Regions from separate parts of the Mus musculus genome. Here region 2 is linked to region 1. Evidence: chromatin loops called from intact Hi-C (ENCODE). Cell type or tissue: heart. All regions are shown on one strand. Each heading gives the region's core, and the rest is flanking DNA. Links, peaks and the distances in the headings are about the cores only.

What was found. A loop is a pair of places that touch in the nucleus more often than their neighbours do. Peaks named below come from ENCODE experiments on the same cell type or tissue, not always from the same donor. Only the 100,000 strongest peaks of a DNase experiment are listed, where the experiment ranks them.
Region 2: it touches region 1 in a loop (2.0-fold over the local background); 3 of 42 quality-filtered maps call a loop at or near these places.

Annotation. Positions count from the first base shown.
Region 1 is chrX:78,477,298-78,482,297 of GRCm38, reverse strand. The region is part of intron 3 of Prrg1 (proline rich Gla (G-carboxyglutamic acid) 1); the gene reads left to right. Among named protein-coding and RNA genes, the nearest start is that of Prrg1, 100 kb to the left of the region's middle. In heart, for the core only: a CTCF peak has its summit at 2,389 (motif pointing left); no DNase peak of the experiment used is centred there.
Region 2 is chrX:78,580,459-78,587,126 of GRCm38, reverse strand. It overlaps Prrg1 (proline rich Gla (G-carboxyglutamic acid) 1), which reads left to right and starts at 3,230. Exons shown (of 4, transcript NM_027322.2): 1 at 3,230-3,358. In heart, for the core only: no CTCF peak of the experiment used is centred there; DNase peaks (open chromatin) are centred at 3,286, 3,756 and 4,086; H3K4me3 peaks cover 1,637 bases; H3K27ac peaks cover 1,201 bases.

The DNA.
Region 1 (5,000 bases), core at 1-5,000:
AAGCTAGGGCCTCAGAAAACTAAGTAGGTCACTAGGGGTGTATCTTTGAAAGGTATCGTCCTTCTGCTTCCTCCTGTCTGTCTCTGCTATCTGACTACCATGAGGTGAGTAGACTGCCACATTTTCCTCTACCATGCTTGCCTCAGACTCAAAGCAGTATATCCTACCAGCCATACTTTGATACCTCTTAAGCAATAAGCAAAATTTAATCCCCTTCCTTTAAACTGTTTCTTTCAGGTATTTTCCTTAGCAACAGAATGTATGATTAATACATTGCTACTACCATCTTAAGTCTATCTTTTATCCTTACCACATAATTTCAAATTTACATTCTTTTATTCATCAGTTCTTTGAGAATTTTGTGCAATGTTGTCGTATTCCCTCACTTCCCAAACTTTTCCAAGATCCACCTCCACTTCTCTGAGCACTCAAGATTTTCCTATTGATTGATTGATTGATTTAGCTCTTTTATAGGGAGAGGGAGAGGCACATGCCGTAGGCCAGAGGACAATTGCACATGTTAGTTTTCTCTTTCTGTCATGTGAATTCTAAGGCTTGAATGCAGGTCATCAGACTTGGTGGCAGGTACTTTTACCAACTTAGTCATCTAACTGATCTGCACAATTTTTGAAATGGCAGACTAAAATAACATTTTAACTTTTCTTCACTATGCATGGTAGTTCATACCTATAGAAGCAATCAATACTCAGGAGGTGAGTAAGATTGTGAATGAAGCCTAGGCTATGTAGTGAGGTCTAGGCTAGTCTGGCCATACTAGTAAGAACAACACTGCAAACCAAAGCAAAGCAACACAAATCTCCGTGAAGGCTTCATATCTCCTCCAGTAAAACCCAAAGAATTCAGAATCACCTATAAGGTACAGTTGTTTGCACCCTGCACTAACACTTCCCTACAGAAGAAACCTCACATCTCCAAGGACTCCATCTCCTTAGTGATTGTGTAGTACTTTTCTTCTGCTTCTTTACAGTTAATGCAAAGCAAGTGCCCACTCTTAAGTCTTTGACCCTTGTTCTTTTCACTTGCAAATTGATATGCCTGAGGTCATTGTGAAACTTCACTTTCTCAGTAAGGAAGTATTCTGTCTCCTGTGATTTCTCCCCCAGCACTTATCACCATCTGACATTGATTTTTTTATTCATTACTTGTTTGCTTTCTGCCCAATGACAGCACTATTTCTCAGTTGTTTGGTTCATAGCTACAAAGTTCTGACACAAACTAGGGACAAAATAAATACTTGATAGAGGCAAGAAGTAATCAATTGTGAAATTATAAAACATGTTTAAAACATCAGATGAAGTAATTTAAGTTTTGTTCATGAGTTAGATGAGAGATATGGATTTTAAAATGGATTTTGTGTTAATATTGGTTTTCTGCCTTCTCTATGGTTTCTAAGCCTGTCATACAAAATTATTTACATTATAAAAATGATAGCATTTATAATAGGGTGTTATTGGAAGGCATTTAGGTCAAGGTAATAATGTCTAACGGGCTTCAAGGCAACTATTTGAGAGTCATGTTTGTTACATCCTAGGAAAGTACTAGTTAACAGAAAAAAAAAAAAAAAGATTAGCTTTTGAGATTTGCTTTCTCCTATTTTTTTGCATACTAAAATGTCTTACTTAAAACAGATTTTGTGATATATTCATCATCCTTAAGTATAGATTATATGAATTTAGTAGATGAATTCATGAAATATTGATGAGTAACTCTACCTAACTGAGTGTGCACGTTTAATTATAGATTGGGAGGAAAGACATGTTTAGTGGTCATATGAGTGGTTCAGATTTATGTGGATGTTACTTGCTAAATAACTACTATGTAACACACATAGGATACATAAAAAGCTGAGGTCTGATAGAAGTGGCTGACTAGACATGAAAATTCACATAAGTACATCTTGTTTGGGGGGAGGCGAATTGCAGGCCTAACCCAGAGACTGACCTACACTCCAACCTGAAATTCACAGCATTATGTTTGTGCATGTTAAGTTTACTGGTTTCACGCTAAGCAAGTGCTCTACTAAGCCATATTCTATTTCATCTTAAATATGTAGGGTTTTTTTTTTGTTCTTTATATTTCAATAAAAAAGAAGTAGAAAAAGTTTTCTGGATGTCATTCTGTTTTGTTTTTTGTTTTTTTGTTTTGTTTTGTTTTGTTTTGTTTTTCCGATACAGTGTTTCTTTGTGTAGCCCTGGCTGTCCTGGAACTCACAGTGTAGACCAGTCTGGCCTCAAACTCAGAAATCCGCCTGCCTCTGCCTCCCAAGTGCTGGGATGAAAGGCATGTGCCACCACTGCCCAGCTTCTGGATGTCATTCTGAAACATCAGAAAATGAGATAGATCTAATTTGGTGTCTCAACTCTGCCACCTACTGACCGTACTATTTTTAATTAAACATTTCACCTTTATAGATGTTAATTATCCAAACATTTTTAGGTTTGAGATTATGTGCTCTGTGGTGCCTACAACAGACAGTTCCTAAAATAAATATATTTCATTCACGTTTCAGCTGCTGAATTATAGCTATTTTATTTAGGCCTCATATTTCTGCTTGACAATTTTCCCTTTTTTTTTCGAAAATGTGTGTTGTGTTTGTGTGTGTGTGTGTATGTGTGTGTCGTTTGTGTGTGTGTGTGTATGTATGTATGTATGTATGTGTGTGTGTATGTGTGTCTGTGTAGAGTTAAGATAAATTTGTGATTGGGTTACCTCACTCAAGATATTTTCTAGGTCCATCCATTTGCCTAAGAATTTCACAAATTCATTGTTTTTAATAGCTGAGTAGTACTTCACTGTATAAATGCACCACATTTTCTGTATCCATTCCTCTGTGGAAGGACATCTGTGTTATTTACAGATTCTGGCTATTATAAATAAGGCTGCTATGAACATAGTGGAACATGTGCCTTTATTACATGTTGGGGCATCTTCTGGATATATGCCCAGAAATGGTGTTGGTGGGTCCTCAGGTAGTACTATGTCCAGTTTTCTGAGGAACTGCCAGACTGATTTCCAGAGAGGTTGTACCAGCTTGCATTCCCACCAGCAATGGAGGAGTGTTCCTCTTTCTCCACATCCACGCCAGCATCTGCTGTCACCTGAATTTTTGATCTTAGCCATTCTGACTGGTGTGAGGTGGAATCTCAAGGTTGTTTTGATTTGCATTTCCCTGATGATTAAGGATGTTGAACATTTTTTCAAGTGCTTCTTGGCCCATCAATATTCCTCAGTTGAGAATTCTTTGTTTAGCTCTGTACCCCATTTTTAATGGGGTTATTTGAATTTCTGGAGTCCAGCTTCTTGAGCTCTTTGTATATTTTGGATATTAGTCCCCTATCAGATTTAGGATTGGTAAAAATCCTTTCCCAATCTGTTGGTGGCCTTTTTGTCTTATTGACAGTACCTTTTGCTTTACAAAAGCTTTGCAATTTTATGAGGTCCCATTTGACAATAATTGATCTTAGAGCATAGGCTATTGGTGTTCTGTTCAGGAAATTTTCCCCTGTGCCCATGTGCTCGAGGCTCTTCCCCACTTTCTTTTCTGTTAATTTCACTGTATCTGGTTTTATGTGGAGGTTCTTGATCCACTTGGACTTGAGCTTTGTACAAGGAGATAAAAATGGATTGATTTGCATTCTTCTACATGCTAACAACCAGTTGAGCCAGCAGCCCCATAGGAGGAACAATATGAACTAAACAGTACCCCCAGAGCTGCCAGGGACTAAATTAGCAACCAAAGAGAATTACACATAGTGGGACTCAGGGGATCCAGGTACATATGTCGCAGAGGGTGGCCTTGTCACTCATCAGTGGGAGGCTAGGCCTTTGGTCCTATGAAGGCTCTGTGCCCCAATGTAGGGGAATGCCAGGGCCAGGAAGCAGGAGTGGGTGGGTTGATGAACAGGGAGAGGGGAGAAGGGGATAGGGAGTTTTCAGAGGGGCAACCAGGAAAGGGGACAACATTTGAAATGTAAGTAAAGTAAATATCTAATTAAAAAGAAAAAAAAGATAAATTTGGAGGAGTGAGTTCTCATCTTTATTCACTTTGCTTTTTTCTGTCACTATACTGCCACTTCCATTTTCCATATTACAGAAGGAATGCTAGGATTACAGATGTGTGCCATCACATATGGCTTTTTTATTTTTTATTAAACTAATAAAATTTATTTTAAAATATACAACTTAGTATTGTCATTTTTAACTCATCAAAATAATTTATAATAGTTAAATACCTCTTAAATATACATGAGATCTTCTGAAGCTAAAAATAATATACACTCAACCAGTTTTTAAAATCTCTTTACAGCATTAAACTTGATAGAAGTAGGAAAAATCTCTTATGAAGTCCTCTATGAAAGGAAATTGTGAAAAGTTCCTGATTAGACAGAAACCATTCCATCTCCAAGGAAGAATACTCAGCGTAATTGTGGATTCATAGAATGAATTGGGTAATGTTCCTTCTATTTCTATTTTGTGGAATAGTTTGCAGATTATTAGTGTTAGGTCTTCTTTGAAGGTCTGATAGAACTCTACTCTAAACCCATCTTGTCCTGGGCTTTTTTTTTTTTTTTTTTTTTTTGGTTGAAAGACTTTCAATGACTTCTTCTGTTTTTTAGAGGTGATAGGGCTGTTTTGATGGTTTATCTGATCCTGATTTAAATTTACTGTTTGGTATCTGTCTAGAAAATTGTTCACTTCATCCAGCTTTTCCAGTTTTGTTGAATATAGAATTTTGTAGTAGGGTCTGTTGTTTTGTTTTGCTTTAATTTCCTCAGTTTCTGTTGTTATATCTCCCATTTCATTTCTGATTGTGTTAATTTGGATACTGTCTCTGTGCCCTCTAGTTAGTCTGGCTAGGGGTTTATTTAACTTATTGATTTTCTCAAAGAACCAGCTCTTGGTTTTGTTTATTCTTTGTGTAGTTTGTTTTCTTTCTACTTGGTTGATTTGAGCCCTGAGTTTGATTATTTCCTCCCTTC
Region 2 (6,668 bases), core at 806-5,805, 100 kb before region 1:
AAGTAATTTAAGGAAAATTAAGCTGATTACAAATTATTTTAGAACATTTTGGGTTTAAACAAGACTGTCCCAAAGAGTCTTCCAAAAGGAACTCTACTCTTACTTCTGGTCTCCAAAAACATAAAAACTGCTTTATTGTAGTTTTAAATATATATTTAAAAATGTATGTGTATGTATGTGTCTATGTGAGTTTATTCTGTTGGCAGGAGCCCAAAGGAGTCAGAGGGTACCAGGTCCCCTGTGGTTGTAGTTACAAGCAGTTATGAAACTTGCTGTAGGTTGTTCCAAACTAAACCTAGGACTTCTGCAAGAACAGTAAGTGCTCTTACCTCCTGATCCACCTCTTTAACTCCAATAAGTTTGTAGTATGGCTTCTTACAGCCGCCATAGACAATGAATACACTCATTACTGAGAGAGAAAGACAGAGGACATAGGCAGAGACACACCCAGAGAGACAAATACACAGAAACAGAGAGAATAAGAAAATATTCAGACTCTCTAGTCCTTAAATACAGATATTGTATTGTGTGCATTTTTTTCAAAACAGATTTATTTATTTTATATGTATGTGTGAGTGTTTGGATATATATAGGTGCACCATCTGTATGCCTGGTACAAGTGAAGGCCAGGATAGAGTGTTAGATGCTCTGGCACTGGAATTATAGTCAGTTGTAAGTCACTGTGCAAGATCAGAGAATTGAACCGGGGTCTTCTGCAAGAGCAGCACTCATAACTTGTGAGTCATGTCTCCAGCCCAGTGTTCATTTTGTTTATTTTTCTGTCTGTGTAATCATTTTCTTTTCTTCTGCAAACAACAACTGGAGGCTAGAGAGATGGCTCAGTGGTTAAGAACACTGGATACTCTTCTGACATGGGTTCCATTCCCAGCACCCACACAGCAGCTCACAACTGTCTTCTCATTCCAGTTCCAGGAGATTTGGAGTTCTCTTATGACCTCTGTGATCACTGCATGCTTGGGGTGCATAGTCAGTCATGCAGATGAAATATCACACACATAAAATTACACTCCCAAACAAAACCCAGCTCTTATCTGAGGGTCAGAGCAAGTCTGAAAACATTTCTCCCTATCTTAAATTTTCATTTAGAATTTTTCTTTACTTAAAAAAAAAAAACAATATGGTTGAATGCATGTGTAGGAGTCTCAGTACCATCTTATCTATACATTTTCTGTCCAGAAACAGTTGTGATAATCTACTCAATCAAAAGCTTTATGTGGTGCTTTAAAAAATCTGAACTAAGGAAAGAGAGACATTTTCTCTCTAATCGGATTTGAGAGGCTTGAACTCAGTGTTGTTCAGAGGCGGTGATTCCAAAAGCCTGTAGTAGGTGACTTTGGAAGGTTCTGAAAGAGTGACCCTGTCTGAAAGAGGAAAGATTGAGAGCCTGAGATGGAATTTCAAACATTCTACTTTCTGGTTTCATTTATTCCCAAGGCTAACAACAGACCTACCTTTTCACAGTTTGGGTTACAGAATAACTTTGTCATTTAGCTTAAGCTATTTCAATGTAGCATTTGTTACTTCTACCAAAATAACCTGATACATTAAGGGAAAAAAGAAGAAGCCAGCAATCAAATTAAAAGTGAATTCCTCCACATATCTTCCTCTATAAGAGGTGTAAAAATCAACTTTATTGACCTATTGTATTTTTAAAGTACCTTCTTTACAGGGAATGTTTTACTAATGAAATGAATAGGATAAAGTTACATTTTCAGTCACTTAAAGATTCATTCTGCAAAACTTGCCAGCACACCTTTCAGCAAAAATTACTCCCTACAATCCCCCTAAGCTTATTTTTCAAATGTAAAGTAGAAGTGAATTCAAGAAAGTCTACTTTATAAAATACATAGATGGAAGAACCACAAAGCTAATAGGAGGAATTTCAGTATATTTAGATCTTTAGTGACAATGATATGACTGCCCCATAAAATGTTTCAGTCATGCTGGGTGGTTGTGGCACAAGCCTTTAATCCTAGCACTTAGGAGAAAGAGGCAGGTTGATCTCTGAGTTCAAAGGTAGCCTGGTCTACAGAGTGAGTTTCAGGACAGCCAGGCCTATACCAAAAAATCCTGTCTCAAAAAAACAAAATAATACAAAAAAAAAAAAAAACAAAAAACAAAAACAAAAACAAGAACAACAACAACAACAAAAAAAACCCTAAATAAATAAATAAAGTTCCAACCACAACTAAAGTACTTATTGGGAAGGGCCAACTAGTGTGGCCCTAATTCCGTCATGACTAAAGTTAAAGAAAGAAAGAAAGAAAGAAAGAAAGAAAGAAAGAAAGAAAGAAAGAAAGAAAGAAAAGGAGGGCCGGGTAGGGGAATTAGCTTGGAACAAATAACTTCAAGGCCACACCCTCTTCACTTTGGGTTCACTGAGGTGTGCTTATTTTAATAGCTGAACTGAAAGCATGAGATGCCATGCCACAGCTGACCAGAGTCTAAACAGAAAAGCTCAGAACTTAAAACTAAGCATGCGTGCAGCATGGGATAATAATCACTTTAGCCTTCTTGAATTGGTAAACACCAGAAGAAAGTGTACCAAACAACACGGCCTTAGATCCCATATCTGAGAGGAGCCTTTAGAAGTCTTTTAGTGTTCAAATTATAAACACCCACCGAAGACTTTAAAAATAGGACTTATTTGACAACTTGTGTTCTCCTTTCCCAAGCCATTTAGATGGATTTTGCCAAGGTAATTATTCAGAGAAGGGTGCTGTGGCAGACACCTGAAATAATAGCACTTTGGGAGGCTGAGGCAGGATCTTCACGAGGTAGAGGCTAACCTGGGCTATATACAGAGTATAAAAACAGCCAGGGCTTCAAATCAAGAGCCTACTTTTAAGGAAAAAAAAAACTGTTTTGAAGGGAATTCAGGTTGTTGGCCTCAAAAGTTGTTCAAAAGCAATAGTGCAAATTTGCTCCCAGGGAAAGGGGCAATTCCTTGACACTCAAATGTAGTCCTTTGCTGCTCCTACAACTGTTTGGTTCTGCTTCAAGCAAGGTTTGCACCTGGCCTAGTTTGGGGAGGCATAGAAGGGATAAAGGCAGCTTTTCTAGCTGGGCTCCAGCTCAATGGCCTAGCACACAGTGGTGGAAGCTCTACTCTTCCCTTCCCTTCCCGCCCTGCCTGGCCACTCCCCTTGCTTCCCACTTCCTCCCGGCCCCGCCCCTTCTTTTTTAACCCTCTTGATGTGGGTTCTCTGGCTTCCTATTGCCCTTCGCATCAGCAGCAGCTGCAGGCTCCCTCTTTGCTCCTGGCTCCGGCTCTAGCGGGTGCGCGCAGGCGCGGCTTGCAGCTCTGCTAGCGCGTAGTAGCTGAGCGGGGCTCACGGTGAGTGAGGCAGCGGTGCGGGACTCCTTGGAGAGAACGTGGTTGGCAGCCAGAAAGGGACTCGGGTGTGTATGGAAGACTTTGACCCGGTTAGGGGAGACTCGTGCAGCTTTTTCAGTGGCGGGGCTTCTCGAGGTTGCCAGCCTCCGGCTGCGTGTGGAGAGGAGTGAGCCGTGGCGGGAGACTTAAAGGTGTGTAGGAGCTGCCGAGTTAGAAGAAAGAAGAAAGGCGTTTAGAAGCTGGAAGTCCTCACTTGAGCTTGGCCAGGCCAGGAAGGTTCGCTTGAGAGCCCTGGAAGGTGGCCCAGCTTCAAGTTCAGTCCCCCTACTTGGTGCCCCCGAGCGGTGTCCTAGCTTACTCTTTTCCTTCCTCTGCTTTCCCTGGGTGCCGAGTTGGCAGGAAGGTTTCCTGTCGGTGGGGAGAGGATTTGGGGGAGGTGGGTTGTTGGCCCGGACTGTTGCAATAGAGGGTGTGGCGTTCCTATGACTTTCCTTTCCCCGGGAATGTGTCCCTCTTCTGATACATTGTGCCTGGACATTTTTTAACAAAGGCTATAACTGTTTTGTAGGCTGTGGTGGGTGACAGCGGCGGGGGGGGGGGGGGGGCGAGGGTACGCGCGTGCGCGCACGTGTGTGTGTGTGTGTGTGTGTGTGTGTGTGTGTGTGTGTGTGTGTGTAGGCTCGCGCGCGCGTGTGTCTGCAAGCGAGCGAGCGCGCGCGTGTTGGCTGGCTTGCTTCAGAAGTCTGTGTTGCCGCCCTAGGGGGTGGGGAATCAGTGTGGGCCTGAAGTTGGGGGAATTTCCAGAAAGACCTAGCAACTTTCTGCAGAGGCTTTTTTCTTTTTACTGGTCTGTTGATTTTGAGAGTAAGAATATTCCCCATAGGAATGTGCCTGGTTACTATTTTGTGTGTTCTTGCTCTGTGTGTGTGTGTGTGTGTGTGTGTGTGTGTGTGTGTGTGTGTGAGAGAGAGAGAGAGAGAGAGAGAGAGAGAGAGAGAGAGAGAGAGAGAGAGAGAAATTGAGAGATTGATTTTTATACGTTTTTACAAATCCCAACAGAAGAAAAACCAAAAATAATGGTATTTCAGAAGAAATAAGTGAGTGTGAATGAAAGGGAGAAGACTTGGAATAGCTAAGTAGAGCTAGATAAATCCCTTTTGATAGTCACAGAATATGATCAGACTTGGGAAAATGTGGCAGTGTACAAGTCAGTAAATTTAGCTAGAGTATTGTTCATTGTTTCAATGAAGAATTCTTAAGGATATGGTGCTGCCAGATACTTAGGCTAACTCACTTTAGAAACTTTAAAAATGATAAAACATTAGGGAAAGTATTGTGACATTGGATAAAGGCCCATAGGCTTTCATGTTAAAAATTTATGAACTTTTATGAAAAATGATACATGTGGTACCAAGCACAGATGTTTATATTTTAACTCATTTTTTAACTGAGTACATCATAATAAACTGAGCTTCCTCCTCCTCCACCCCTTTTCCTTGATTGTGAATCCTGTTTTATAAACATAAACACCCATGGAAGGAGTTACAGAGACAAAGTTTCGAGCTCAGACAAAAGGATGGGCCATCTAGAGACTGCCATATCCAGGGATCCATCCCATAATCAGCCTCCAAACGCTGACACCATTGCATACCCAAGATTGCATACCCTATCAAGATTGTGCTGATAGGACCCTGATATAGCTGTCTCTGGTGAGGCTATGCCGGGGGCCTAGCAAACACAGAAGTGGATGCTCACAGTCAGCTATTGGATGGATCACAGGGCCCCCAATGGAGGAGCTAGAGAAAATACCCAAGGAGCTAAAGGGATCTGCAAACCTGTAGGTGGAACAACAATATGAACTAACCAGTACCCCGGAGCTCTTGATTCTAGCTGCATATGTATCAAAAGATGGCCTAGTCGGCCATCACTGGAAAGAGAGGCCCATCGGTCTTGCAAACTTTATATGCCCCAGTACAGGTGAACACCAGTGCCAGAAAGTGGGAGTGGGGGGTGGGGGTGGAGGGCATGGGGGACTTTTGGGATAGCATTGGAAATGTAAATGAGGAAAATACCTAATTAAAAAATAAAGAAACATGGAAATACTAAGAAGCTAAAAAAAAAAAAGAAAAAATAAACATATACTCTCAGATCTGAAATATGTTTAAGCAGAATTTCTTCGTGTTTTCTTTTTATTTAATCTTTTCTCCAATTATTCAAAGGATTTGGTGATAATATTATCCAACTTGGGAGAGGGGTGTTAGGATGGATGCCTTTTGCCTTTTCCAAGAGCTCAGCCTTATGAACTTATTGAAAAATATTTTCAACTCCCTCGGAATTAATCATCCTTTAACTGTTTAACTTATAGCACTAGCCTTATTTTCTCTCTTGTTACCCCAATACTTGGGTTGCCTTGCATATGGTAAGTGCCCAATATAATTATAGTTACATGTTATTACATGTCATTAGAAAGATAAGATCCTACACAGAGTTCATGAAGTATAGAAGAAATTCTGATCTTTTAATGTTGAAGGACCATTTCTTGAAAATACCTAATGCACACTGTAGTAGTGAGAACATAGATACATTGTCATGTGTTATTGATAGTTAATGTTTATAAATGAGGTGCACAACTTTGTAGATAAAAGAGGAAATGGGTATCGTAAAAACACACACTTTAGAAGACACCAAAGCTAGAGAATAGTCATTGCACACACTGAAATATGTAATTTGTTATTTGCAGAAAGACAGGAATGAAGTGCTGCTTGACTTTAGGAAATTCTAAAAATGAACACAGCTCACCTGGTACTGTTTACTAAAGGTTAACACAAATAAAGAAAACTGCAACCTACCTCATGCTGTACTCCTACGTCTTAAGATGGTTTGAACCTTTTGGCTAATGAATCCTATTGTAGCCTTAATCATCTTGTTCTGATGATTTCTGCTATCTTATCTTTGACAAATCTCTGAATTCCAACACATTATTGGCTATCCAGGTACCTCTGCTTATATCAGGGAATTAACTTGTCTGGTCCACTCAGTCTCAACAGTCCTGTCACCAACTTTCATCTTCTGAATGATTTACCCATTGCAAAGATTATCCTAAGCAAGGCCAAGCTTTATAAAATAATGAGTATATTCTTCTGTTTAAAAATGAGTCAGGATTTGGTAACTTGACTGATACAGAGTCTATGCCTACAAAGCAGAAAACTGTGCTAGCCATTAGTAACCCCTGATTTTCTTCCCTTACTTAACTTCTCCCCTGCCCAGCTAAATGTAATATTGTTTTTCCCATGTGATTTTTCAAATAATC